3 separate regions of the Homo sapiens genome follow, and regions 2 and 3 are each linked to region 1. Evidence: read pairs that join two places in POLR2A ChIA-PET (ENCODE). Cell type or tissue: MCF 10A. All regions are shown on one strand. Each heading gives the region's core, and the rest is flanking DNA. Links, peaks and the distances in the headings are about the cores only. Region 1 holds the start of LAMB3 (laminin subunit beta 3). Region 2 has its middle 10 kb from the start of IRF6. Region 3 holds the start of C1orf74 (chromosome 1 open reading frame 74).

Evidence for each region. ChIA-PET counts read pairs that join two places held together with the same protein. Peaks named below come from ENCODE experiments on the same cell type or tissue, not always from the same donor. Only the 100,000 strongest peaks of a DNase experiment are listed, where the experiment ranks them.
Region 2: POLR2A ChIA-PET joins it to region 1 with 26 read pairs; 4 of 35 experiments call an interaction of 5 or more read pairs at or near these places.
Region 3: POLR2A ChIA-PET joins it to region 1 with 15 read pairs; 3 of 35 experiments call an interaction of 5 or more read pairs at or near these places.

Annotation. Positions count from the first base shown.
Region 1 is chr1:209,651,107-209,658,437 of GRCh38, forward strand. It overlaps LAMB3 (laminin subunit beta 3), which reads right to left and starts at 1,319. Exons shown (of 23, transcript NM_000228.3): 1 at 1,263-1,319. RefSeq lists enhancers at 821-2,020, 5,590-6,789, 6,250-6,319. In MCF 10A, for the core only: no CTCF peak of the experiment used is centred there; DNase peaks (open chromatin) are centred at 335, 1,425, 2,045, 4,885 and 1 weaker place.
Region 2 is chr1:209,810,737-209,821,884 of GRCh38, forward strand. No RefSeq gene overlaps it. Among named protein-coding and RNA genes, the nearest start is that of IRF6, 10 kb to the left of the region's middle. RefSeq lists enhancers at 4,823-4,992, 4,969-5,743. In MCF 10A, for the core only: no CTCF peak of the experiment used is centred there; DNase peaks (open chromatin) are centred at 5,335, 5,865 and 6,365.
Region 3 is chr1:209,778,869-209,790,016 of GRCh38, forward strand. It overlaps TRAF3IP3 (TRAF3 interacting protein 3), which reads left to right. Exons shown (of 17, transcript NM_025228.4): 14 at 447-506; 15 at 1,602-1,738; 16 at 2,477-2,590; 17 at 3,188-3,442. The coding sequence ends at 3,280. C1orf74 (chromosome 1 open reading frame 74) reads right to left here and starts at 5,691. Exons shown (of 2, transcript NM_152485.4): 1 at 5,510-5,691; 2 at 340-4,841. The coding sequence starts at 4,766. The coding sequence ends at 3,957. It overlaps IRF6 (interferon regulatory factor 6), which reads right to left. Exons shown (of 9, transcript NM_006147.4): 8 at 10,799-10,917; 9 at 6,749-9,776. The coding sequence ends at 9,552. RefSeq lists enhancers at 5,396-6,013, 5,570-5,829, 6,014-6,629. In MCF 10A, for the core only: no CTCF peak of the experiment used is centred there; a DNase peak (open chromatin) is centred at 5,793.

The DNA.
Region 1 (7,331 bases), core at 1-5,000:
CACTTGGAGCAGCAGATACATTTGTAGCTTGGAAAATGCTGGAGCTCTAGACCCTTGTCTCAAGTGGCATGTGACTCACAGGGTGCCCTGGGAAAATCCCATCCCTTCCCAGACTCCAGCTTCCTCCTCTAAAATGGATGGGAAGGAGTGTGGACCCTGCCCTACCCCACACAGCCGTAAGGACAACGTGGGGAGCAGGAAAAGGCTGGACCCTTTGCAGGAGAAAAGCTGTAGAAAGGGCCAAGACCTAGTTCCAGCCCCAAGAGAGAGGGCTGGCTTTTCTCAGGGCCTAGACCAGCAGCCTCAACCCAGCCCCGCCCAAAGTGAATGAGTCAGAGTGGCTGACGGCCTGGAGGCAAACCTTCTCCTGTCACGGGCATGGCCTCCAATACCATTCAGGGCCACTTTGAGTTTGAGGCTCTGTGCCCACAATTCTGGGATGCAACAGGGAGAGATGTATGGCTGTCTTTAACAAGTGAGTGAGGGTTTCTTCTGAAAGGGAAGCAACCCAAAATGTCTTCAATGATGGGCTGGGGCTCGACAAGAGGGGTGGGGCTGGGAGGCCACAAAGCAGGGATTCTGAAGGAGGCTGGGGAAGGATGCTCGAAAGCCACCGTGGGGTCCCAGAGGCAGGCCTGCCTTGTGGAAACATGCCCCACCCTTGCTCATGCAGTGACCCTTCTGCCTTGAATTGGATGTTCACTCTGTTCCAATGACAGCCACAAACTCTTTTGGCTGGGGTGGAGGGCTGGGGGCTTGGCAAGGCAGGGGCGGGGGGGGAAATTGAGGACATTTCTGGCATCTTTAAATTATAGATCCTAATGCTTCAAAATCATTCCTTCCAATCCCTCTCCTAAAAGAGTCATGGGCCCAGGGAGGGAACATGTGGCCTGGGGTCCCACAGCTAACGATGGCCTAAGAGAGACCCATCTTCTGACTTTCATCCAGTGCTTTCTCAGCTTTCCCACCCCTGACTGAAAATCCCCCTGCAAGTAGGCATTCTGAGCCAGGCCAGCCCACCCTTCTCACTTCTCTTTTGTGCTCAACCCCGGATCTGAACCTGCTTTCTTCTAAGCCACTGAGGTGCTTATCAAATGTGAAAAAGAAATCAAAACTGTAGCAGACATTTTAACCTAGCTCACCTGAGTGAGCTCCCAGGAAGAGGAATAAATCAGGCCCTGAAACCAGGCCCCAGGCATCCAGAGATACAGTCCTCCTCCCGCATCCGGCCCGCACCAGGCAGGTAAAGACAGGTAACATACCTTGCTGTGTGTTCTGCCGTTCTTTCTCCAGATCGCCTGAAAGCTCCTCTTGAATGTGGGGGTCTCCCCTCCCGGCTCCAGGTTTTTAAACAACAGCCTCACCTCTGGAGACTCCCTGGCTGGGTGTAGCCCCACCGCAGGGCGGGTCTCAGGAATCTGGCAGCCGTCACACCCATCTGTCGTCACTGCACCCCCACCTCCCAGGACGGGACTGGGCAAGTGGGTTGGTCGGTCCGTCCCAGAGTTCTTGTAGTGAGCTCCACAATGCCCACCTGCCTGTGGGGGCTGCAAGGGGCCCCTCAAACAGAAAGCACAAGGCACATGTAAGTGATCATCAGAGACCAGAATTCACAGGGTGGGGAAGGGCCCTTGCATTTGTGCCAGGCAATGAACTCAGCATTTTCCCAAAGCCAGCAGGGGTCAGCTTCTTCTTGTGACCTGGACCACCCCAGACAGAAGATCAGGCAGAGAACACAAAGATTAGGGCTTATATAGAGAGTTAAAGCTCCAGACATATCACCGGGCTGGAAGGTGAGAAGACTCAAACATCCAGGACCCTGGAAAGCACCATTCCCCTCCCCAGTGAAAAAAAAAATGAAAAATCCCAGCTTCTTGGGGCATTTGGAGGATCCTTAAAAGGCAAGGTTCATCAGGAAGGATTCAAAGCTCAACTCATCCAAGGAAAGCTTAAGAGAAATGAGCAGAGTAACTAAATGGCTCGCCTCCAGCTCCCTCCACAGGGTTGGCAGGGAGCCCTGGGACAGGTAGCTGCCTGTGAGTCACTCCTCCCACCTGTGGGGAGGGTTAGTCTCCTAGCCCCTCCCTCCCTAGGCAGGAATGCCCGCCTGGAGGGCCAGAAAACAGACCTGACCACAAGTGGTGGAAGGAAAGGCTGAAGCATAGCTTGACTGACAAAGTCAAAACAGACTTTCCCTGGCCTCCTGCCAGGCCTGAGAACACAGCTTCTTTTGTGGGCTCCTTGCTCAGGGATCCTGGGCTTCCAGCCACTGTAAATGGAAGTGGCAGGTCCAAATTGAGAGGCTGGTCTCACAGGACACTCTTTCCCCCAGGTTAGGGTCAGAGAGCTTTTAGGGAAACCTGGAGGGTCAGCCAGTCCATATCTTGGCCCTGGAGAGCCTGCACTGGCACCGTTTTGGAATGCTAGGACCTCAAAGCTACTATTTAAAGGAGCTTCTTAACTACGATTCCACTTTGTTAGTGTCTCCTAAACAGAAAGTTCTCCACCATTGGAGGGTTATGTCCAAGAAATTGGCTTGAAGACCCTTAAGGGGGAAATGTAGAATTTTGTGGATTAAATTGGGCATTTCTAACCCTCAGATTCGAATTAAGCATAAGTTCAGGTAGGCAGAAGAAATAGTGTAATTAGCAAGTGGGCAGTGAGTTGTTGATGTAAGTTGATGCATAATTGATAGTCCAATAAATGTTAGAGTCTTGCCCCCTGTAAGCATTCCAGTGAAATCTAGCTCAACTCAGCAAGTAAGGTCAGTAGAAGCAGTGTCCCTTCAACACAGAGAGACCTCCCTCAAGTCCCCCACCGAGAAAGGTCAGCTCTGACTCTGACACACCTGTGTTTTCAGTTCTCCCACCTGGTGGTCTCTTTCTCTCCACTTCCCCAACTCCCTGAACTCAGAGCGCTCATGAAACTTTCGCCCTCTGCCCATCACCAGAGGATGTGACAAAGAACTCATTAATAATTAACTCAGCAGAAGAGAGCAGGTGTTGCAATCCCAGATCCTCAGAGGAGAAAAGGCAGGGCAGGTGTGCGGTGGGCCTCACCATGAGTAGCTGGGGCCCCTTAAATCCTCCTCCTCCTCCCTTTATCTGAGGCCATGAGCCCAGGTAAATACACATTCGGTGTCTCAGACTTCACAGGCTTGGGCAGGTCCTGGAGTGGTTTGGCTTCGCAGGAGGGACATGCCAATTGCTGTGCTTGGCTCTCCCCTACACTCCCGGCAAAGTCCAGGAAGCTGTTTATGCAGACCCCCAAGAGCAGCCCAGCCAGCCTCACTCCTGAGGGACACTGATCATTTCCAAGTGGGGATCCAGTCCCCCAAGAACTCCAGGGCTCCAGGCACAAGCTCTGGAGCTTCAGAACCCAATTTGTTCAGTCAAGTAGCCTAAAATAGAGCCTGAGGCCAGATCAGGGTCCAGCTAAGATTAAAGGGGTGTGGTACTGTGGCTGGAGCCCCTCAGCCTCCCCTGTGTGCACACCTTTCCTCTCTCCCTGCGCCCATCCTCCTACAACAGAGCACTTATCTGCCCTAGAGCCTTGACTTATTAGAATGTGTGCTCAGGAAAGTGGCTAGTGAAGTCATCCCAGACTTCAGTATCTTTCAAACCTCATCACTCCATCAGCAAATTCGGTCAGCTCTGCCTTCCAATAATAATCAGAATCTACTTCTTCCCTCCTGGCCTGAGCCTCTTTTCCTGGGACGTCTGCAACAGCCTCCTCACTGATATACAGTCAAGTCCCAACACAGCAGGTTATGCACCCCGAGCTCAGAATCTTCACATGCCCCTATCCCACTCAGGGCCAAGGCCAGAGCTTTTTCAGAGTCTAGGGGACCCTACACCACCTTCCTCCCATTACTCTTCACCTCTACTACAATGGCCTCTATCCCTGTCTTAGCTCAGGCTTAGGGCTTTGGCTCCAGCTGCTTCTGCTGCCTGGAACGGTCTTGCCCCTGGATATCTACAAAGCTAACTCTCTGACCTCTTTCAAAGTCTTTGTTCAGATCCTAACTTCTCAATGAGGCCTATCCTAAACACACTATTAAAATTACAGCCAACTTCCCTGCCCCATCCCTGTCCCCCATCCTAACACTCCTAACCCCACCTACCCTATATTTTGGTGAGTTATTTATTTACTTATTTGGTAGGGGGGCATCATGTACCAGCTTCTAACCAACTATATAATTTATCTGCTTATGTTTATTTTCTGTCTCTTCCCAACTAGAATGTAATATCCAAGAAGGCAGAGATTTCTATCTTATTCACTACTGTTTTCCAAGTGCCTGGCACATAGTAGGTGCTCAATACTTGTGGAATGAATGGATCCACACTAAAGTACAAACAATTGATACAGTTCAATGCATCCCCTGTGCCGTTGATGTGTAGTTGCATTCTCAGAGGGGACAATCCAGGCTTTGGGCACTGGGATGGATTACTAATAGTGGAAATTCCTGTATCAGCCAGAGTGCGGAGGTCTTTTTTGAGGCACCTATCTCCAATTACAGAAATGTCACCATATTGACAGAGGCAGTCTCCTTCTTTGCCTGCTTCTCAGTCATTCCTGGCAATGTCTCTGACAGGGTGTGGGGGTGGCATTATAAGCTACTGTGTCTATTATCCATCTGTCAGGCTCAAACCGTCCAAGTCGCTAGGGAGATCAGCCAAGATCTGATCAATCAGAGATCAAGGGATAGGGAACAAAGGAAGGAGAAAAGGAGGAAGAAAAGGAGAGAGAAGAGGTTCAGGGGGCATAGGAGAACCTGGTCCAGGCTGTGACTCTCAGGTGTTGGAGGAAGGGGCACCAGGTGACTCAAGCTCAGGCCACACCTGAATACAGTGAATCATGGCTGAGTCCTCGTCTGTGGGACAGGGTGGACTCCAGGAACGGCCCTGGGGATTTGCCATGTGACTAAAGCTTGCGTTGCCCTGCACTACAACACAACTGCTCAGCTGTCCAGACAACTGGTCACACTCTTCTCTGTGCCTCCCCAGGAACCAGGGAGAGAAAGTGGGCCTGGTGTGTTACGGAGGCACAGATAGGAGCCCAGCCTCAGGAGAGGGGAGGCTAAGCAGGACAGAAGTCGCCTGTCATGAGTGACTCTTCCATAGCCCTTCTCCTCTCCCCACCCTCACCTATCCAACCTGAATGTTTACCCAGTGGACAACTGTGCATGCAGCTTGAGCCCGAGGACTGGGAGCAATCAGGCAATCGGCCTAAAATCACTACAGCTGATATCTGCTGAGTGCTTGCTGTGCCCAGGCACTGTTCTGAGCCCTTTGCATGTATCCACTCACTTAATACCCACCACAACTCTGTGGGGATAGACAATTATCTTTATCTTGCAGACAAGGAAAATGAGGCACATTTTCGATAACTTGGCCTTGGCTAGTAACTGGGGATTTGAGCCCATGCCATTTTGCTCCAGCACGCATATTCTTAACCATTACACAGGGCCAAAGATGGGCCATATCACCTGAACTCCCAGAGTGCACCCTGGCTAATCCTTGGCCAGAGTTCACCAGACTCTGGACCTCATGTCTCCCAATGTCTAAAAACTCCTCTTTGTTGGCCAGGCGCCGTAGCTCACGCCTGTAATCCCAGTACTTTGGGAGGCCAAGGTGGTTGGATAACTTGAGGTCAGGAGTTCGAAACCAGCCTGGCCAACGTGGTGTAACCCCGTCTCTACTAAAAATACAAAAATTAGCTGGGCATGGTTGTGGGTGCCTATAATCCCAGCTACTCGGGAGGCTGAGGCAGGAGAATCGCTTGAACCCAGGAGATGGAGGTTGCAGTGAGCCGAGATTGGGCCACTGCACTCCTGCCTGGGCAACAGAGTGAGACCCTGTCTTAAAACAACAACAACAACAAAAAACCTCCTCTTTGTGCCCTTGTTCCAAACCTAGGAGCACTGATACTGTCTAGGGGCTCCAGGAGTGACACTGATGCTGTAGAGACATCTAGAACAAACCCCACCAGGTGCTACCTCCTTATTTGTTTTCCTTATTGACAACCTCTCTTCTATGGGCACAGATGGAGAAGGTGCTGGCCTCCAGTTCTTCCATCTCAGAGGCTCCAGCACATACCAGCAGGGTTTCCTCCTTCATACCAACAGGGGTGGCTCTGACTAAGGACAGGAGCACGCCAGGAGGCGTGGACAGAAGGTGACCGCAACATTCTGGTGAGCTGACAAGGTGAAGCAGAGGACGTGACGAGAGGATGACACAACTTCCCCTTTGCCAAAGGAAGGAGATCCCCTGCCCTGAGGTCAAGAGCCTGGGCCACCTCACAGGCTACAGCTCCTTCTGCTCTGTCTCCCAGTGTGCCCTCCAAATGGCCCAGCCCTCCTGAGGGGTACAGCCCAGTACAGCCTACAGCCTGGTGGAGCCATATGCTGGCCCATGGCTGGCTGGCTCCCAGAGAAGACAGAAGAATCTTTTCATTCTTACCACCTCCATCCCCTCCCATATTTCCTGACATTCCTCTGGCAGACAGGCTGGCCCATCGCCACACCCCCTCCTCTAACCCCAGTCACCTCTGTCTCTATTCTGTGATTCTATTTGGTCATTGACCTCTGGGGATTAGGTTATTGGGATCTAAGTCCGACCTTTATGACCTTTGGATAACATTTGCCATGTGTAGTTGGCCATGTGGCCATGGTCCAGCCTCCATGAGAGGAGAGAGACATACAGCTGTCTGAAGGGGCACATAGCCACGTGGCATGGTGGGTCTGACAGGTCGGGAGCTTCTGGGGAAGAAGAAGGGAAAGCAATGGCTGAGAGCGAGCTGGGGCTTTTGTGTCCTGAAATCTGCTCTTGAAGCTCTCACAGGGCTGCCCCACAGGACTTTCAAATTCTAAATATGATCCCTGAAAGGGCTACTAGACAGACAAACTAAGTGTCCTAACACGTAGTTTAAATTGGCATTAGTTTAAATTGGCATTTGATGGCTGAGTATGGAGAAATAAGCACCTTGTGGTTTGATGGGGAAGAGAGAATGGGTGCGTCTGGCTTCTTGTCTGGAATCAACACCACCTAAGGGCTTTTAATCAGCACCTGCCCACAGCGCCTGTGGCTACACCGGGGTATGTGTATGGACTTGACCGTAGCTCTGCTCTGCTACTCAATAGAATTGTAAACTTGGGCAAAATCCTCTCTGAACCTCTGTTTCATTATTTATAATTAAAGGTATTAGATTCTAATGGTTCTTACTCAGGCTGCCCCTCAGAATTACTTGGAGAACATAATATATCACATACCAAGACCAGGCCTCACCCAGAGAATTATTCACTGGCAGACGGGCAGAGACATATGTTTTTC
Region 2 (11,148 bases), core at 2,795-7,794, 160 kb after region 1:
TGAAGAAACTACAACCACCATGAATGTGAGAGTTCAGAGTTCTGATTCAAAGCTGCTTCCCCATTGAGACAAAACAGTGGCCGGATTTTGGCTTCATGGTCAGCACCAAACAACCTATCCTGTGACTCTATGCTGCTTTGAAATGAGATAGTGGATATGGACGCTCTCTGAAACAGGTGGAGTGCTGTGCAGATGGAGCGACCATCACTGCTGTTATCTGCTCTTTGTTTCCTTTGTGTAGATAATTCTCTCCAGGCTTCAGTCAAGCCCTAAGGGCAGCAAGGTGCAGGCCAGACAGGAACTAGCAGAGTGTTAGGCTCAGTTTGAGCTACAGAGCACTGGACAATGTGTCGATTTCAGAAAATGAAGACTCCAGGAGTACAGAATCTTCGGGGAGCAGTGTGGCAAGAAGCTGGATTCCTGTTCAATATGAGTGATTAACCAAATGTGCTTTTCTCTTCTCCCACCCCCCACCACCCCAGATCACCTCAGGTGATCAATGACAGTGAAGGAATTTTTTTAAAACATATTAATCTATAAGGTTAAGAGATGACAAAAAGCATGAGAGTCGAGATAAGAATGGATGAGAGAGCTCAACAAAAATAATAGGAGACAAAATATTATTTCAACAAAAATAGGATGTGTGTGGGGGCTGATGATTTGGTTATAAAGCTTTCAGTCCTATTTGGTTAAATCTTAAAGCAGATTTATATACTATTTAACGAAAATATTATCATTACTTGTTTTCAAGAAAGAAGAAAGAGCACTTGGGGAGTCAGGAGACCTGGGTGTCAGACTATTCTCTGGCACTCCATGACAGCAGAGCTGCATCAGAAAAACTAACTGTGATTTGGAATGAGTCAAAATTTGTCTCCAGTTTCCCGTCTCTCATTTCCTAACTGTCCAGGCAGTCTGAGCCTCAGTTTACTCACCTCCTAAATGAGAATGCTGCCTATTTCATGGGATTGACAATAGGATTCAATGAAATAAATAAAACAATACCACATCTTAGAAAATATCATTCTTCTCTATTGCTGCATCCCCCTCCCCAACTCTAGGCAAGGATGTGGCACAGTTCAGGGCACCTGGTATTCACTTAATTAAAACCTGCAGTGTTACTGTGTATTTGTTCTTGGGACAGCGAGGACACAAAGTATCTCTTCTCTGCTGATTGGATTAAGAGCAAGGCCCAAGTGTGACTCTCAGAGCCTAGTGAAGAATTCCCTTGAGGAGATATGGCTAAGGGACAGGGAAGACAGGGTAGAAACCAGAAGTTCTTTGACCAAGTAGCAGCCCCACCCTTCACCCCTCCACTGTCAGAATGTTCTCTTCATGTAGTCCAATGCTCAGCCTCAACCTATACTGGCCTCCTATCCAATTACCCTGGCCTTCTGTGGAAAAAGGTAAAGATGGTTTCCATGGGGAGTTCCACTCTCTTGAGTGGCTCTGGACTGGCCAGGGAAGGCCTAAGGACTACCTGCCACACTAATTTCTCCACATTGCCTAAAATTCCAGTTGCATAACATTCAAAAAGGTGATTCTATCTGGTCCCTGCCCCAGACACTGACAGCCTAAACCCCACCTCAATTTCTACAGCTTGAATCTCAGCTTTGTCCAAGCTAAGCTTGGGCCTAAGAAGTGGCTAGATGCTACAGAGGGTTAGCCCAGTCAAAGAAGAAAGGGGAGATGTATATATAAATAAGAGATTTTCAATAACAATCTCATGTAACCCCTGACCAGGAGAGCCCCAAAGTCAGGAGCAAATAGGATTTTGGTTTTTCTAAGACAGACCAAGACCAGGGCCCTGGGTCTACCTGACATGAGACACAAACATCATTCCTTCATTCACCCTTCAGTAAATCTTTATTGAGCACTATACACCAGAAGAATCCCCACCCTTTTGAAACATATTGTCTCCTGTTCCTATGAAAGCCTTCTGTTTAAACTTTCACATATGTGCCCTTCTGCTATAGTGACTACCTCCCAACTCCCAGCTTTCAGCCCCACTCCAATCTATTCTACAGCCCTCTGTGAGCTCCAGTCCCATCACTGTCCTGCTCAAAAACATTCTGTGATTTCCTAATGCTTACTGAATCAAGAAAGCTTATTCCCTCATCCAACAAATGCTTATTGTTTATCTACTATGTGCCAAATTTCTGTTCTAGGTGCTGGGGACACAGCAGTGAGCAAGACAGACAAAAATTTCTGCCCTCGTGGTGCTTATATTCTAGCTGGGGAGACAGGCAATAAACAAGTAAAGTATGTAAGTCCATGGCAAGTTCTAAGAAGGACAAGGGGGCAACTGAAAAAGATTAGGAGGGGGTGGAGTGGATCCAAATTTTACGTGGACTAACCAGGGAGAAGATGACATTTGAGTAGAGCGCTAAGAATGTGATGGAGTCAAGTGGGTATCAGAGGGAAGATTATTCCAGAAAGAGGGCCCGGCAAGTAAAAAGCCCCAGGGCAGGAATATACTTGCCCCACTAAAGGACCAGCAGGGAGGCCAGTGTGGCTGGGGCAAGGGGAGAGTTGGAGGTGGGGCATATGAGGTCTGAGAGGTAACAACTTTTACTCTGAGAGTAAGCGGGAGTCACTGGAGGCTTTTGAGCAGAGGAGTGACGTAGGTAACTTGTTTTGCACAATTAATCTGGCTGCTGTGCTTAAGCTAGAAGGTAGAAAAAGGTCAGGCAGAGAGAGACCAGTTAGAAGGCCCCTCTCTGGCCCTAGCCTACTTTTCCAACCATATCTTCTACCATTTTGCTACCCTTCAACCATAATAAATTTGTCTTCCTTGAATATGCTTTGCATCTGCTGATCTACCATCTTTAATGAAGTTGCCTCCATTTGGAATATTAATAACAACAGCTGGAACAATAGCTACTGCTTAATAAGCATTAATGACCATTCAAACACTTTTCATGGTTATCTAAGTTCATTTACAGACATCTTTTTTAATGTTCATATTTTGTTCCCATTTATTGAGAAAGCTGAGGCTTTTTACAAATTGTGACCAGCTGGAGGGCCCCGTGCCCAATCAAACATAGGATGTAGAGCCATTGATGGCCTTTTGGTCTCAAGTGGACCATTTCCATCTTTGAGGATCTTCACATGACCCTCTGAGTATTTTCTCAGCAGAAGTCTTCACAAAAGGAGAGGGGAATGTTTAAGATGATCCTTAAAGTTCAGTAACCATTTTCTAGATAGAAAAGGAGAACCAAAAAAAGCATTTCAGGCAAAGAGGATAATATTATAATAGTTCAGCAGTACCTCATGGGATAGTCAGGAAACTGCAGTTTGCTGAAGTGTAGCATTTGCAGGGATCGATTAGGCAGGAAACAGAACTGGAAGGAAGGCCTTGAATGTGACATCAAAGAGTTGGACTTTCTCCTCTTTACAGTGAGGGGCATTGAAAAGTTTTGGGTAAAAAAACAAAAATATTGTTTAGGTTGGGCAAGGTAAGAGTGTCTAGAAATGGTGAGGACTGTGGCTACCTGGAAAGCGTGCTTTCTTTCTAAAAGAAGCAGCCACTAAGCTCTGGCTGACGGCTGCCGGACAGAAATACAGGTCCAATGTTGCCACTGGGAAATCTAGATTTTTTATGTAAAATCTACTAATTTTTTATACATTTGCATTTTTTAACTTTTAATTACATGAGCCATATAAAACACCCCACAGGAGCTGCCATTTGGGGGCTTCTTTCCTGGAGTATGAATTAGCTCCAAGAGGACAGAGGCTTTGTCTGTGCTACTGTGTTCTCAGGGCCTCTCACACACTAGGTGTTCAACGTATCTTTGCTAAATGCATGTGTGTGGGTTAGTGATAGCATTTCTATTTTATTCTTGAGGAAACTAAGGCCCATAAAGGATAATCCCCAGGATCACATGAGAAGTGGTCAAGCTCAAGTTCAAGTCCAAATCCCTGAACTTCGAAATAGGCAAGTGGATTTGCAAGAGACATAGAATAAGAGTAGGAAGAGTGCTTCATCAGACCCTTCTATCGCCCCCTATCCCAGGGCTGCTCCCACATGTTACCAATGTCCTGTGCATGACTCCACCCGGTTTTCAATCCCCTGGGAAACTTTTGATCCTTCTGAGACTGTTTTACCCCTCTTATTTTGTTCAGGCCCAAGAATCAGAGACAAGGCTGCCTACACACCACCTGTCCCTCCCCAGCACAATGACATCTGCATACTATTGAGCTGCTGCTAGCAGTAGCAGTTTCTCCTGGGCCTTTCGAATCCAAAGAAGGACCCATCAAGACTACGCTGGCCAGGTGCCTTGCCAGCTTAATTCCCTGGGGTAGCCAGGAAGCTTCAAAGCTCTTGTCTGCTCTAGTTCACTATTTACAAAACACTATGAGAAGAGCTGGGCACAGCTGCTGCAGAATAGAAATGGAAGGTGGTAGGGAAACAGTAGACCTAGCAAAGGGGTATTTGAGGAAATACAGTACCAGCACTGGAGGCTTCTAAAATAAGAGTCAGTCCTTTGAGTGGAAATGGCCAAAGTAAATAAATAAATAAATGTTTTTAAAAGTAAAATAAGAGTCATAATTTCTACTAAGTCCTACTCAGTTGAAATAAAATAGATACTTCCTTTCTTCCTCCCTTCCTTTCTCTCTTCCTCTAGTTAGCCAGTTACTCAATAAACATTTAATAAAGAACTTCAGTGTTCCACATTCTTCATAACTGCCAGGTAATGATTTAAATGGTGCCCATGAGCTAAGTGTATGATACTTAATTCATGCACTTCTGATTTATTAAGAAAGGAGAAGGAGGGAAGGAAACACTAGCATGTTTTACCAACTATGGCTATTCACAGGGGGAATGTTGTTATTGTTCTTGTTCCCCAATACAAATCTAAGAGTAATTTACCTATGTTAGCTTTTCTGGAATTGTTCCAGAATCTTGCGCTTTGAAGGAAAAGTTGTGGCTGCGTATTCTGCCCCTCTCTGTTTGGAAATCCCCTGCACAGCTTTGCCAGCTACTCAGCTTGGTTCATCAGGGGATTTTTTAAAAATTTAGTTTTTAAGAGTTTTATCCAAGGTCTCAAAGCTGGTAAATGGTGAGTAGGAAGTTGATTCTGCCCGATCTGTCTGACTCCATGCCCTTTCTATTAGGTCATGAAGGGGAACCTGAGGATTGGAGCTTTGGAATGTTAATCTTACCCAAAGGCCTGAAGTAATACCCCAGAATGTGAACATGTGTGACCATCTGCCTGTCCTGGGGGTGGGAAGAAGGCAGCATGCTCTATCCTTGACCCTGATTGAGCCCAGGGGCTGAATCTGGAGCTTTGGGGCCTGGGAACCTCTCTACCTGCGTCAATGTCTGGAGGCCCTGAGAGTTTCGCTCAGGCTCAGAGCAGGCATCGCAACCTCCCAGTTACTATTCTGTGCTGTGGCAAGTGCCAGCTTGTCCTCTCTTCCCCACCCAGCCCGGGAAACCGGCAGCATTTCTAGTTCAGGCCCAGACCCGTCCTGGCAGCCTGGATTCCACTGCCTAGGCAGGAAGCTCATCTCAGCCCAGTGACCTTTTCTCTCTGTTTTTTGTCACAGAGGAATTTCCATGCCAGCAGTATGGGGCAATGGGGGTGGGTGGCCAAAGGTTTCCCCCTTAAGCCACAAGAGCCATGGAGTGGAGGTAAGCTAAGCAAACAGAGGAGGAAGGATGGGAGGGAAGGATCAGGAAGATTTAGAGAGTCCATTCCTCAGGCTGCTTCATCCTCAAATTCCAAGGTAAATAAAGGTGTTGGGAAGGATGCACTATATGTCCAGCTGCCCAGCCCTGAAGATCCTCCCCCTAGAGAACTGAGACAGGAGTTTTCTCACATTCCCACATGCAGGAGGGAAAGAGGCTGGGCCTGGGCAGGTCTAGAGAGTTCTGTTCCCCTGCCCCAGGGGAACACGCCTAGGCTTGCTGACCTCTCAGGTAGGAGTCTGTCAGGTTGGAAGCTGGGCCTCTCATTGTGTGTGTGTGTGTGTGTGTGTGTGTGAGAGAGAGAGACACGTGTGTGTGTGTGTGTGTGTGAGAGAGAGAGACACGTGTGTGTGTGTGTGTGTGTGAGAGAGAGAGACACGTGTGTGTGTGTGTGTGTGTGTGTGTGTGTGTGTGTGTGTGTGTGTGTATTGGGGGAGAGAAGCATATAGGATAGGGTGGCCAGATTTAGCAAATAAAAATACAAGATGCCCAGTTAAATGTGAATTTCAGATAAACAATGAATACATGAATACACTAAACAATTATTTGTTGTTTATCTGAAATTCACATTTAACTGGGGATCCTTGATTTTACTGGCAATCCCAATAAAGGGAGTCGGGGCTTGAGGGAACTGGACTGAGGCTGGCACGCCCATTCCTTTGCCTCTCTGATTTCAGTGAGGTAGGGCTAATTCCCAGACATATACCCCTGCCTTGACCTGCTCCTAACCTTGAAGCCAGAGAATCCCTTAGACATTGGCTTTTCAGGGCATACACGGGCCCCAACCCACATAGCTAGGGCTCCTTTGACTTCAGTTCTCAAACTCCAGAGACTTTCATGACAACTGTTAATGCTCCATCCTGGAGCCCCTTTGAAGATGAAAAGCTCTCCTGAGAAGTGGAGTGCTCTGTTGTTGTAATTAACATAATTAAAAGCAATTTGTCTCATAGTCCCATAGGAAACTGGGGGACTTCCCTTCTTGTATGAAATCCCCACCACACTCTCCCAGGAGATGGACACCACTTCTAACCCAAGCCTAGCCCCAGTCCCTGTTCCCACCCCATTCTGACTTAGATATAGAGGTTGTTTCATATTTTTTGTTTGTTTCACCTTTCAGATGATTCTTCATCAAAACAGGGCACCCAGATCTCCAGACACAGGACCCCATCTCTCCTGTTTGTGTCTGCTTTCCTGGGTTGAAAACACCTCGTGAATGGTAAATCCCAAAGCTTTACCATTTCAACCTTAGCTCTGCACCCAGTCAGAAAGGATGTCCGCTGCTGTGGTCTTACCTCTCATCCCACATGCCCTGACCACTAGAAGCAAATGCTTCCTTGATTCCAAGAGTCAGGCTGTGGCTGTGCAGAGTGACCAGGCAAAGAACATGTAAGCATTACTCTGCTAAAGCAGCTTGGTCATGCAATGGTAACCAGGGTAGGAAAGTTCATGTCCAGAAGCCCTGCACAGAGTCTGTTGTCTTAATTATTTCTAGGAGTGCATCCTTCTGCATTCCCCAAGGAGATGATAAACTCTTCCACAGAAAGAGCTGCAGCATTTCATTCCCCAGTGGCCCAGCATAGAGAAGATGTTGTGTTACTAATTGGGTTGGGCCAAATTAATCTATTCCTGATAGGCCAAAGAAGCATCTCTGTCTCTTTCTGGGTTTCCAGGGCTCTTACCAGACAGCTCTGGGGTTTCCTGGCATACCTACAATGTGATTAGAATTTGGCCTGTTGTGATTGTCAAAATGGGCCAGGCATGGTGGCTTATGCCTGTAATCCCAGCACTTTGGGAGGCCGAGGCAGGTGGATCACTTGAGGTCAGGAGTTCGAGACCAGCCTGACCAACATGGTGAAACCCTGTCTCTACTAAAAATACAAAATTAGCCAGGCACGGTGTCGGGTGCCTGTAATCCCAGCTACTTGGGAGGCTGAGGCAGGAGAATTGCTTGAACTCAGGAGGCAGAGATTGCAGTGAGCCAAGATCATGCCACCACACTCCAGCCTAGGCAACACAGTGAGACTCTCTCTCTCAAAAAAAAAAAAATCTAGACTATGATCATGGCAAGTTAGCAAGAGGCTATAAAATTTATCTGTCACTCAGAATCTATTTTTTAATACCTTTATGTTGGTTGTGCTTTAGATTCTCTTGGAAAATCATGAGAGGGAAGAGCCCTAGAGTGCAGAGGAAAGCACTCTGAGGGCTTGGTCTTTAAAGTTTGCTCCTCTCCCCGCAACATACACACACACACACATCCATGCATCCACACACACGCACACCTTCATCTGGGAGCAGCAGAGCTAGCTCTTCCCCACCCATTTTCTCTTTCATTCAGTTTAACTTAATAGGAACTGAGGCTTAGACAGCAAATAGTGCTCAATAACAATAATCATAGCCCGAATTGAGCATAACTGACCTGGCCTCTTTGAGATTCAGGGTTACCAGAACATGTCATTAAGGGATTCTCTGACAGAGGCTCAATGACAGACAGTGGTGAAAAGCCCTCTGAAATAGCTTCACCATGAGAGAGGAGACTCTGGACGGGTGACAGAGGGCCTAGAACCCATCAGACGGGGAGTTGGTTCTGGAAACAGCATGCAGCTGACACTGACACCTCCTTCCAACCCATTCACCTGACCCTATGGGACTGCTAGGGAAATGGCTAGCACTTGTGAACTGAAGAGTTTGGACCCTAAAGAGCTGTGCCATTGACAGCTAGTCCTGCATGGCAGACATGAAGCAGAGTATCACAAGTTACAGGGACCCGGGAAAGAAGAAAGGGGAGAATGGGGGAGAATGTCTGCTTTTGCCTCCTGGAACACAGCCAGATTTCAACAGCAACTACTCAAGATGAGGGTAATCAGGACTGACCCTTTGGACTGGGTTAGCATTTTTGAGAGACTTGGCCAAACCAGGGGAAAGAATGGACTTCCTACTAATCTAACCCTATAGAAGCTCAGCCTCACTGAGAATCCCACATTAAAAGAAACTCAGTCCTTTTCATTAAAGACTGAAACACAGAGACAACTTTTAAGAATGATTATTCTTAAAATAGCATATCCTACTTAGGAAATAAACCTTAACTATCTTTTCTTGGGAAAAAAAGTCTAGAGTCTTCACTTTTTAAATCAGGAATACAGAATTCTCAGGATTTCCTTTCCTTTAATGATTTTTAAAGTGTTTTTGTTTCTTGAAGAGCCAACATGGGTTTGAGGGTATATTCCTGTGTGGTTGAGAAAAAAATTTCTCTTTGTATTCCAGCAGACAATGTCCAGACCTGGCCCAGGCTGCCCTCATCTCTCTTAGCACTAGAACCTGTCCTGTCCCAAATACATTCACCGTCATCTACCTTAGCCATCAAAGGAATTACAGTTACAGTTACTTTAGGGCTGGAGAACAAAATTATCCAACATTTATCTGGCTCCCAAATCCCTAATTGTGTCTTCAGATAGAGCTAGAGGAGCTATTAGTTAGCAGAATAAGGGCAATACTATTCCACTGCATTCAACACTGAATTACAACCAGTTTTGCAATCTGCCTTTGTGGAATTTCCAGTGCAAGAATTTATAATAAACTCATGAAAGGACTCTTTATTTTTTTTTTTTTGAGGTGGAGTCTCACTCTGTTGCCCAGGCTGGAGTGCAGTGGTGTGACCGTGGCTCACTGCAACTTCTGCCTCCTGGGTTCAAGTGATTCTCCTGCCTCAGCCTCCTGAGTAGCTGGGATTGGGATTACAGGCACACACCACCACATCTGGCTAATTTTTGTATTTTTAGTAGAGACAGGGTTTTGCCATGTTGGCCAGGTTGGTCTTGAACTCCTGACCTTAAGTGATCTGCCTGCCTCAGCCTCCCAAAGTGCTGGGATTACAGGCGTGAGCCACTGCACCCAGCTGAAAGAACATTTTTAGTTATAAATTTTATTTCTAAAAATTTTAGTTCTAGCCAGAATGAATGCTTAACTAAGAAAGTAAGAAGAAACAAAAAAGTACAAGAAAATGATAGAAAATCTTGTTCATGAGAAGTGGGTATGGTTGTTAAAGTAAATATGAGAAAAGCTGGTGTTTTAGGGGCTTCACTGTCTAAAGAAGAAAAGCTGCCCCCAAAATGGAAGGTAAATAACTGCCCAAATAAAACATTAAAATCGCTGAAGCCTACCACACCAGATGTAATAGTCTCAGGGGTTAAGGCTGGGATGTCAAAGTTACACCAGGGAGTGATTTGGTAACAGCCAAAAGGCAGAGAACATTGATTTGGGCTAATAGGCAATTATAGACTCAGTTTCATTCAAGATTGTAATTCCTAACTGAATTTTTTTAAAAAGCAGGACCACAATCTGTACCCTTGGGATTTTTTACCCTTATTTCTCCCCCTCCAAAAATAAACAAATTCTTGTAAGCCATCACATAAATTAATCAACGGTGCTCAGAAGAGTCGTGATTTTCTTGGGCAAAATGGCACATAACAGGCAAAAAAGAAAAAAAATGCGTCATATGTAAGTCAGGCCACCTTAGGCTGGACTAATGACTCCCTCCTCTCTGTTCCCTCAGTGATGGCTCACACTTTCATGAGAGAATTTATCACACTGTGATGTTGTGGAGAATCACTGGCTTCTATGACTGCTCCCTTTCTCTGGACTGTGAGCTCCCTGAGGCCAGAGACTTTGTTTCATTCTTTCACATAAATTCCCTTGGCACTTAATATATCCCCGGAGTGCAGTGGTACAGAATCAACGATTACTCAGCAAACAAACACTCCCCAGGTTCTGTACTGCACCCAGTCCCCTGTATGAGGTGTAAAAGTCATTTAGCACTAATGCGTCACTAGGATTTGAATCCAGATCGATGTGAGTCCAGCATCCTCAGTCTTAACTCTTTTGTAAACCTGCCTTTCCTAAGAAGGATCAGTCCATAAATGGGAGACAACACCAGCTTTCCTCTTCCCCCAGTGGCTGCTCTGCCTTAGTCACCTTGCTGGTTCTTCTTCATCTGTCCTGTGTCTTAAATTCGCAGCTACCCCAGGGCTCAGTTTTCAGGCTTCTTCTCTATATTTATACTAAGTAATCTCATTCAGTCCCAATCATACACTGACCACTCTCAGATATGCTTGGTCATCCTGGCAGCCTGGACCTCTCTCCTGAACTCCAGATGTGCCACATGCCTGGACCTTTCCACTTAGATGTCTAAGGGGAATCTATCTATAGCTTAATATGTGAATTGAATTATCTGGACATCGGCTGGGCATGGTGGCTCATGCCTATAATCCCAGCACTTTGGGAGACCAAGGTGGGTAGATCACTTGAGGTCAGGAGTTCGAGACCAACCTGGCCAACATGGCGAAATCCATCTCTACTAAAAATACAAATAAAAAAAAAATTAGCCAGGTGTGGTGGTGCACGCCTGTAATCCCAGCTACTCGGGAGGCTGGGATGGGAAAAGCATTGGAACCAGAGAGGCA
Region 3 (11,148 bases), core at 2,714-7,713, 130 kb after region 1:
TGTCTCACAGTTCTGGAGACTAGAAATCCAAGATGTCAGCAGGGTTGTTTCCTTCTGAGGGCGTTTAGGGAAAGATCTATCCCAGGGCTCTTTCCTTGGCTTTGTAGATGGCCGTCTTCTCTCTGTGTCTCTTCACATTGTCTTTCCCATGAACATATCTGTGTCCATATTTCCCCTTCTTATAAGGACACCAGTGATATTAGATTGGGGCCCACCTGAATGACCCCATTTTAACTTGATTATCTTTTAAAGAATCTATCTCCAAATAAGGTCATTATTTAAGGTACTGAGGGTTAGGACTTCAACATATATATTCTGGGGGACAAAATTCAACACACAGCAGATGGGAACATATTTAATAACCAAGGTTCTAAGCAAAGTTCTGAAAAGAAAACTTTTTGTAGTAAATATGCTAGCATAGACAAGTTCCTTGTGTTTTCCAACAGGTTTGCTTCAAAATCAATCCTTACAGCTTCAAGAACAGGAGAAACTCTTAACAAAGAAAGGTCAGCAAATTTATTACCACAAATTCTAAGATATTGCTCTTCTCTTACCTGCCTAGAGGCAGCGGGATGGACTACATGACCTCCTGGAGTCCCAGCCAGTTCTGGGAGTCTGTTAAGTCCGGGATGTGTGGGAGCTTTTTAAGGACTGATCATTGGCTCTGAGGACACTTCAACTAGTTAGCCTTCTATCTTGAGGTATATAAACTGTGAAAAAGGGTTTCTATTCTCTCTGAAAGCACATGTCTGTGTTGAACATTTCAATAAATTTATTTTGAACTCAGGATTTCATGTCAATTTTTACACACTTGATTTTCCAAATCACATCCAACTCCCCAGCCCCAAACCACATAGCAGTCCAGAGTCAACTCACTGTTAGCCCTAGAGAGTCTACTGTCCATGTTTCCTGAGAATTCACTGTGTATACAGAGGGGCAATAGCTCCTCACCTGTCCACTACACACGACCTTTTGTTTTCTCTTCACAATCATTGGGCATAATATAATAGATAAGGCAGAAATTTTTATGCTCACAGAGTATGGATAAGAACATGAAAGTCTATGGTGACACAAACTAACAACACAGCTATAACAACAATCCAAAACTTCTGACTCCTAGTCCATGCTCTTTTCACCAAGACTAAGACTGCAGGGTGGCTAAAAAACCATCTTTAACCATATGAAGATAAATTTTAGGATATGACTGCCATCTTCACAACTTTCAAATGAGGACATCAGGGAAAAGGGATTGTATTAAAGCATTTACCAAACTTATTTGACAAACTAGGAAGAATGTGACATACAACCAATGAAATTCAATTAAGAAGTATTCACTAAAACTATCTAGCACTAGATAAGACTGGGGATACAAAGAAAAGATCCCAATCTTGCCCTCAAGGAGCTCAGATTCCAGCTGTCTGTCCAAGCTTAGCAGGGGCCTACTGGAAGTTAACCTTTATGTCAGAGAATGCCATCAGTCTAGCCAAGAGCACGCCCTCCCAAGTTCCCTCCCCTCTCCCCACTCCTAGTGGTTTCACCCTCAGGGCCCTTCCTCAGAGGTGTGGGCCTCACTGTCACCAAGAATCTGGCTGCTTTTTTAGATCAGGCTTTGCCCGTGTGGAGTCCAAAGTCCTTCCCTAACGAAGTGGAGCCTGAGGGTACAGGGAAGGAGAAAGACTGGGATCTCAGAGACCAGCTGCAAAAGAAGACTTTGCAGCTCCAGGCCAAGGAAAAGGAGGTGAGAGGGTGACCTGAGATAGTGAGGGCTCATTTGCGAAATAGCAGAGAAACCTGGGAGGCAGTCAAAAAGCAGGGATTTCAAAGTTTAAGTTGTGAGTGGATAACCACAGACATTCATTTGCCTACATAAAGTGTCTGTGCTTTTGGGCTGACTTGTCAATCTTTTCCCTTCCTTATTTATACCAACTCCTATTCAAGGTTTTATTAAATGATTACCTTTTAGAAAGTCGACCAAAACTCAAACACATTTAATAAAAATATTAACTTCTCAATATGTCGTCCCACATTGAGTATCTTAAGTCTTTATATGTCTCTTAAAGAGTAAAACTCTTCCTTTGTACATACTCACAAACATACACATCCCCAGAAGTATTGATATGCAACTAGCTCCTGGGAAAGAAACTTGTACTAAGGTCACTTCTAGGTCGTTTGTTCTATAAGAACTTCATTTTTCGGTGTCTCTCATTTGCAAAGCACTTGCACGTAAAGTCATATAAAAGAACTTAAATGTATAAAATGTAATACTATAATATGCATTACTGTCAATCATTTAAATGAACACATTCCAGACAATGTAAGACAGTCAAAAGACAAACTCAAATCCCTGAGAATGGCTGGGAAGGGAAGATGGTGGTAAAAATTCCAAATGAGTGAAACTTACAAAGGGCAGTCTCCCCTGCCTGGGCTCTGTCCTAGACAGAAGTGACAGTGATGACTTTGGTGATGTTCTCCCCAGTGCAGAGAACTGCATTCAGAATTAGACAACCTCAGTGACGAGTATCTCTCCTGCCTGCGTAAGCTGCAGCACTGTCGAGAAGAGCTGAACCAGAGCCAGCAGCTGCCTCCCAGAGTAAGAGGGTCTCTCCTTCCCATAAAGCCCTGGATGATGGGACGATTCCTTCTTTAACCAAGTTTTGCACATAAAATATATCAGCCCACGCCAACAACTGGCCATCCTGTCCCACTGTGCTTGGTTTATACTATACTGACATTATGGCAACCATTGAAAAAAACACTGGCTCGTCCATCAAAGCCCAACTTTCACAGAACTCTCAATGCCAGAAGGAAAGACTTACTCTTAGCTAAAGTATGAAAGGGTGTTCTTTTAGCCGATGATAAGCATGGTGGCAAGAACAGAAGGACACAAAAGTACTGGGGAATACAAAGAAAGAATATAATTTTGCTGGGTTATTTTCCACCCTTCATTATTCATATCAGTATTTATATATCTGGTCCCTGATGGATACGGCTCCCTGGGCCAGAGAACATTGGTTAAGTGGTTTTATCCCAAGACAGGTGACAAAATGGGAGACAGAGTAAAAAGCTTTTTCTCCACCACCAACCCAGCGTTTTCCACTGGGCTAGAGTAGGAAGAAGAAAGATTTTTGCCTATATCTTTTCCAATCCACTCATGGCCACTTTCTTCTGTCTCCCTGTCCCCCTACAGAGGCAATGTGGGCGATGGCTCCCAGTGCTGATGGTGGTGATTGCTGCAGCACTGGCAGTGTTCCTGGCCAATAAAGACAACCTGATGATCTGAATAATTTGTGACAACTGCCTTGGGTGAAAATCAGAAGCAAGCAACTCAGCGAAAAACTCAGAAGGTTTGGGTACATTACAGCTTGGGTTTTCCAACTGACTTAGGATTTCTGACTTTTTATTAATTTCTTAACCTACTGTAAATAAACTTCACCTGACCAGATTGTTCCTCAGAACTCTCAGTTTATTCCTGAATGGTGTATTACATTAACAAGTATCACATATTTAAGCATACTGGTGGTCTACTCTCCTCAAATTCAGTTGGAGGCATATAAACATGCAGAAAAGCCCCCAGCCCTACTTTCCTAGCATGCAGCACCCACATAGAGCAGGTATATTTACAAGGTTACCATGCAAGAGTGTTTGGCTTGTCTTCCATCACCCTGCTTTTCCTCTATCATCTCCTTCCTTCTATCTTTTATCCAGTGAAAATGAAAACATCTCCACTAAGAGGACTTCCTAGTATAGAAATGGCAAGTATGTACTATCTACCAATTTGCTACTAGCACCACCATTACCTATTTACATGCCCTTTGCATTTGTGGCCAACTGATCTACAGCATTGTGCCTTAGTGTATTCAAGACACTTGGAATTGGCAGTTGAGATGATTATTTGCCATCCCCAACCTAGAGATGATCATTTACTGAGTACCTTCTATATGGGAGGAGAGTTAAAGTCAGAGGGCCACAGCCGGCAGTGTGACTATCTCAGAGGAGATGCTGAGATCAGCAAAGTCATTCTGAGTCCTAAATCGGGTTCTGAGGTCCTTCTCCCAGGTGTTTAGAATGTCCCTCAGGCCTGGGAACAAACTCTCTGGGACACTAAAAGAATAGAGCAGGATTGGGGGTTGACCTAGCAACCATGAGATCCGGGCAGTGAATACTCGTAGTGGAGTCAGAGCTAAGCAGTTGTCATCTCCCTGGTTCAGGTGAAAGGTATAGGGAACAGGATAGCCCAGGAGGATCCCAAATACAGTACACAGATTCCAGTCTGAGGAATGGAGCCTGCTGTAGGAGACTGCTAGAGATAAGTCCCTCTGCAGCCCCTGCAAATGTGTGATGATCTCAGCCACGAGGGCCTTCAAGTCCTGAAGCTGGTCCAGGGAGCAGACAGAAGGGTGACGCTGGCAGCTGGAAACATCCACAAAGGCTATGGTACCAAGCAGCACCTGCTCCAAGTGCTGACATACATGCTCAGGACTGACAATCAGGCTGTTTTCTCCAATCTCAAGGATGTGAAGTCCAAAAGTCAGGAAGCCAAGCCCCTTCAGCTCCTCCAGATAGCTCTGGAGCTCTGATGCCCCTGCACAGTTGCAATCATAGAGCACAGCTGGCTTCAGTCCCCGGGCCACAGCCAGCACCTCTCCAGCTAAGTGAAGGCAGATGGCTTGGGGTGGACTCCGTCTCTTTCCCATGCCAAGGGTCTGCTGAGCAGCTGCCACCAGCAGCTGAGGGCTCGGTGATGACATGAGATCTAGAAGCAACATCAAGAATGGCCTCCTTAGCTAGCCCGAGTTCCCTTCCCTGGGTGGCATCTTTCAGCCAGACACTTGAGGAGGGGCCTAGAAACAAAGCAGGAGCAGGGAATTATTAACAGCCTTCCTGTTAAATCGCGGTATCTTCCAAAGGTTATTCTGTCCCTCCCTGCTTTGAAATGGCGACCCAGCCCAGACAAGATAGTTTCACCGATGCTGCTTGATTTTTCTGGTTGACTTGGTCTCCCTCAATCATAAATTCGTGTGTTTTTCTAGCCTTATAGCTAGATTTATATTCCCTCTGGCTTTTATTCTAAATTTCACCTGTTGCAAATTACGTTCTCTGGTTCAAACCGTAGGGAATTTGGGGCAGAGGCGGAGGCGGGGCAGTGTTTGGCAAAATTCACAGCATTTCGCCCAAAAGCCCTTCTGGGACAGAGCTCCAAGTTCCAAATGTATCCTTTCCACTGACAACTCCCCTACTCTTCCCGCCAGAGAATAGTTATAAGAATAGTAATTTGATTAATATACACCAGAATGTGGACTAACAACCATCTCACCCTGACACATAAAAATGAATGAATGAAATCCACTAGAACTGCAGAAGGGTAGTATTTTAACTTCTGCTGGCCCCGCCTTCCCTTTCTGTCCGACATCAAGGACCCTCGGAAGATGAGATTTCTCCGATCCACACACCCCACACCAGAGCATGTTATAGTGATTTGCTAAATGAGGCATAAGTCTGTCTCACATACGTTCTTTTTCCACGTCCGCTACAGGTTCGGGGGCTCAGAAACTTTTTGCGGCTTCCTGCCTGCTGCCAGAAAGGCAGCTAGTCCCCCACGCCCAGCCGCAAGTAACACTGGAAAACCCGCCTGCGCTGGGAAGACCCTCGCAGCCCGCTCTGCTCCAGTCCCGCAGGCACCTTCTTGCGCATGCGCACCCACTCGAGTGCCGCCCTCTTTCCCCCCATTCCGTGACGTCATCCAGCCGCTCGCGCGCCTCGCGTTAGAATCACTAGCTAGGCAGCCTTACTGCGCGCCGGAAGTTTGGGCCACCGTGCGGCCCGCCCTTTCCGGCCAGACTGAACGCGGCCCCATCTGTCGGCTTAGGAACTGGGAAGGGCGGAAGTAAACGAGAAAAGGCGGAACCTGGTGAAACTGGTTTCCCGCTGCTGCCCTCATTTTGCTTCGCCGAACGTCCTCCCTGTGTTATGACGTCTGGTGTCCCACTTGACTGGGAATCCAGAAACAGGGCACACAGCAGTTAATAAACACCTTTGATTTGTGTCTGTGGAAATACGTTTTGTCCAGACGAAACATACCTCAAGACAACATATTTTGCAGAATAGCCTCACCTGTGGGTGGTGCTGAAACGTTTTAATTTTTTTTAACTTGACTTCCCTAAATCCTACATTTGAGAGGCCTACAACAGCTCTCTAGGGAGGGTGTGAAGGTGTGAGTATTCACTTTGAACAAATATGTGCCAGTCATGCTGCTAGGCCCTGGAGGTACTGCAGTGAGCAAAACAGACAAAACCCCCACTTTCATGGGGCTTAAGTTCATGTCTACTGAATCCAGTTTGCTGATTTCAAATAAGAAATGAGAAGTGATGACACAGAGGCTTTCCAGTCAGGTCATTACAAAGAAAAAGTGTTATTTCACGTAAGAGTTAACACCTTTTTAACTACCAGCGATTTGACCCATGCCACGAAGGGAAAGGATTTCTTGAGAAAACCCCAATATCTAAGGAAATGGCCCCAATTTATTTATACTTGGAGCAGGACAGAGATTAAGGGAACAGTGGACACCTACACTGGAGTTGTCACTCCTGGATCTATCTTGGTGGTGCCTTCAGTCCATGAAAAGTGAATTGTACAGTAAAGATGGGGTCAGCATGGGAGGAGGACCAGCTTATAGGAGTTACCAGCCTAAGGCTGTCTGGTTCTTAGCTCAGAGGGAATCAGAAGCTGAGAGTAGAAAGTAGTCTTCTAATTTTAGAACGTTTTCCTTCCCCGCATTTATTTAATTTTCCCATGGTGGTTAACAGTAAATCCCTAAAAGACTGATTTAGTTCATTCATTTATTCCAGCAACAAATATTTGAGAACACACTGTGTCCCAGACACTGTTCTAAGGACTGGCAGCGAAGTCCAAGACAAACAGTCCCTACCTTCAGCAAGTTTGCAGTCAAGCAGGATGCGGATGCTGAGCATTACAAGGGAAATGATTATTCTGAGAGAGGAAGTATGGGGTGCTATGGGAACATACAACCAGGGACCTAATTTTATGGGAAAGGGACCAGCCCAGATCCAACACTTGCTCTCCCAGTTTACCTCCAGTAGGTTCTTTTTAACTTGAACTAATCTTGTTTGGTGGGGTACACAGTGAGGAAAAAGAAGAGCTAGTGACAAAATCTAACTCCCTTCTCAGTCTTAAGCAAGGTGAAGGCAAGGGAGTAGAAGATATCAAGGGAGTGAGTGGTGGTAGCCACCAAAGGAGATAGCAGACTGAGGCCCTAAAAAAAGAAAGGAAATCTAAATCTATCCAGCAGGACCAGAGAAAGAGTGCTGAGGGTGATTAGATGGAATCCCTGCATGTACTCTCCCGGCATTCTGAAAAGAAGCCAAAACAAGGAAGAAACCGGGGTATCTAGTTAAGACCTCACAAATCACTCATCCATTCCTCTGACATGTTCATAAACTTTTTATAGTGGTTACGAACCAAAAGCTTGGCATTTCTTGGCACTTTTCCAATACCCTTTACCAGCTCACATTATCTGGGCTCCCACCCAGGCTACAGATAGCCTGGCTGTTAGCACTTCACAGAAGGGATATAGACTGGCCCAGATTCAAGAGCTGCCCTTCTAATTTACCTACAGTGGGTTTTTAACTTTGAGTTCCCACGTAGAGATGGGGCAGCCAAATATCAAGCCCAAATCCCTCACTTCACCTACTCAACAAAATGACCCCCAAAATGTAAAGTTTCTGTGCCTTTAATGCTTCCCGGTCCCTAAAAGCCCAACTTTTCCTCGAAGCTGGGCACCTGACCTTTAGCCAGGTTTCTTAATCTTTTCATGCTTTTCATAATAGCAAATTCCACTAGGTCTCTTAGAAACTCTAAAACCAAGGCTTAAGCACTTTAAATAAATAAGTCCTCATGTCACCACTGATTTTGAACTTTTAGTTTTTAAAATAAGGCTAGCTCAACTTTTGAGTCATTTTGAAAAGTTGGAGATGGCCTGGTTTAAAGGTACCAGACTAGACATGGGCTTCCTTACTATGTCCCGACACAGACAGATAGGCATCACTATTCAAGAGGACTGGGGCTTGCAACCACAGATTAGCATCTTATTTGCCATTTAGGTCCCAGATTGCTTGAGCCCAGGAGTTCAAGACCAGCCTGGGCAACATAGCAAGACCTCATCTCTACAAAAATAAAAAAAAAATTAGCCAAGCATCATAGTGCACGACTGTTGTCCCAACTACTCAGGAGGCTGGGGCAGGACGATTGCTTGAGCCCAGGAGCTTAAAGCTGCAGTAAGTGGTGACTTGCCACTGCACTCCAGCCTGGGCAACAAAGCAAGACTCTGTCTCAAAAAAGAAGAGAAAGCTGAAAGGGTTAGAGACTCAGCAGATGTTTCTAGATAAGACCAGTTTGTGACAGATACAGCTGCATTGTTCTATACCACTCTTTACCTTCACTGTTCACACTCAGATACCTCCACTAGTAAGGGAGACAAGCAGGTTCGTGCTAGGTGAGCCTTTCCAGAAGAGTACTGCCCAGCCCTTCTTCATCCCAGCCTTAACACACTCAACAACCCATTTCTTCCAACTGCAAAAAATCTAAATGATACTGTCCCTTTTGTAGTCAGAGAAGTACATCTTAGATCCCCAGCTCAGTCTAGCTCAGAGAAGAAAACAAGAAAAATAGAGCTCTTTCCTCTTAAAGCTAACACCTGAGTCACATACTGTCACCTACCCCCTCTCCCTGCCGCCCCCCCAACACACACACACTGGTATTTGAGTGGTAATAAGGTAAATGCCTGACAACCTATTCTTCCACAGAATCCCTAGGCTTTCTGTGTCAACAGCTTCCCTTTAGAAGCCAAATTTGTGAGCTTTCACTCCACAGGCTGGGTGACTTTCAGACTTTGGCACCCATTTCTATTTAGATATCAAGCATAGTTTCTAAGCAACCAGCCAGCCAGCTCCTCTCCCTCTCACTTCCCCCATCAGGGAGCCAGCTTACTATACTAGCAGAACAGGTCAAACAGAGCTCGATCCTGGACAAATCAGTGCTTGAGGAAACTTTAACAAAACCAAGGAAAAATGTGGTACAAGAACAATGCAGAAGGATTCTGTTCCAGGCAGTTTAGCCTTGTACAAGTAGAAGAAGGTCATTGAGTCCGTTCTAAAGCTGGATGCAATTTCAGGCACTACTCCAATCTCTTCACTTTATAAGCAATAAATCTGAAGCCCAGAGGTTAAAGGACTTGTTCAAGGTCACATTGGAAGCAAAGCTGCAGCTAGAACTTTGGTGTCCAAACTCCCAGGCCAAATCTCCTTCTACTATGCTATATCATACTACCATTAGGAGATTTGAAAAAGAAAAGCAAAGTCTGAAGGGTGATTTTTCCATAAATTAAATCAGCTTTAAATCTAGGCATATTTGGAGAATCACAAACTTCTAACACTGTTAGAGAAAAGAGAGATTTAAAAGCTGGTTAAATCTAAACAATAAAAAAATCCATATGTACAATATTATAAAAAAGAGAAGGAAGAAGATGGCATTCACAATTACTGGGGAGGCAGGGCAGGGGGCAGTTGCATGCTGGGGGTGGGCTGCATGGGCTGCCAGCTCTCCTGGGTTTGAAGGATGCGGTACAGCTGCTTCAGCTGAGCAACGATGTTATCCTTGATGTCTGGGGTTGAGATCTGCAGGCGGACACTGCCACTATCAAAGGATCGTGTGAAATCACCAGAAAACATCTCGTAGATCATCCGAGCCACTACTGGAATGACCTGTTCAGGACACAGAACACAGGTGTATCCTCTGAGGAAAAGGTATTTTTAAATAGCACAATGGACCCAAGATTGAAGGACAGACCAAAGAGGCCCTGAGGAAGACCCCATTCTGATGTCTAAATATAGGATATGCCTTCATCTCTCTGGACCATCCTTCTGCCAAGGCTCACTGTGGAAGTTGGTTCAAATGAAGGTAAAGAACCTAGATGTAACATTACATCACAGGCCTAAATAAATGACTGCTTACTTTGCAAGACTTTTTACAAAATATCATCTATTGCTTGCCTTGCTACACAACTCCAGGGGCAAAGCCCAAGTGGCCTTGCTGCCACTTCCTAGAATAAATTTATATTCCTAAAAGTAACTCAAAAGGTTTTTCTAAGAAAGGCTGGAAAGGGCCAGGTATCGTGGCTTACACCCATAATCCCAGCATTTTGGGAGGCTGAGACAGGAGGATCACTTAAGCCCACGAGTTCCAGACCAGCATGAGCAACATAGTGAGACCTCATCTCTGCTAAAAATAAAATTAGGCCAGGCATGGTAGCCTGTGCCTGTTGTCACAGCTACTTGGGAGGCTGAGGTGGGAGGATCACTTGAACCTGGGAGGTTGAGGCCACAGTGGGCTGAGATGGTGCCACTGCACTGCAGCCTGGGCGACACAGCAAGACCATGTCTCCAAAAAAAAAAAAAAGTGCAATTTACATTGTGTGTGTGTGTGTGTGTGTGTGTATTTGTGTGTGAAGAAAACCTGGAAAGGGTCATATCCTGTGAGGTTTCAGCAAGACTCTAAGGTTAGTAAGAGAATGAAAGATAAGATCTCCACTAAATCAATCACCCATTTTAAGGACCCTGCCTTTTCCAGCATGAGTCCTACTGCACAAACCTGAGTCTGTTACCCCATCTGATGAGACTGAAACCTACATGGGCTGATGGATGCTTGATGAGGGCTCAACCCAGACCTGGGGGCTTAAGCATTGGCAAAAAGATGAAGAGTTGTTGACACAGCCTTATCTTCTCACCTGAACCAAGATGAGTTTCCTTTCCAATGGTTTCCCATCTGGCCATTCTTCCCCAAAGCATAAGTAGATCTCAAACGGTGGCTGCTTCTCTATCTGTCCTTTCTGGTGGGCAATGAGATCTGCAGAAAGTGGAAGAGCAAGTTTGGTATACTGGGTCATTCCACATCCACTCAACAAATACCATCTTTTATGCTGTCCATTACAATAGCCACTAGCCACATGTGCTCACTAGTTTTAAATTAATTAAACAGTTCCTGGGTCACATTAGTCATATTTACATGCTCAATAGCCACATATGGCTTGTGACAACCATACTGAATAGCACAAATATATTGAACAGTACAAATTAC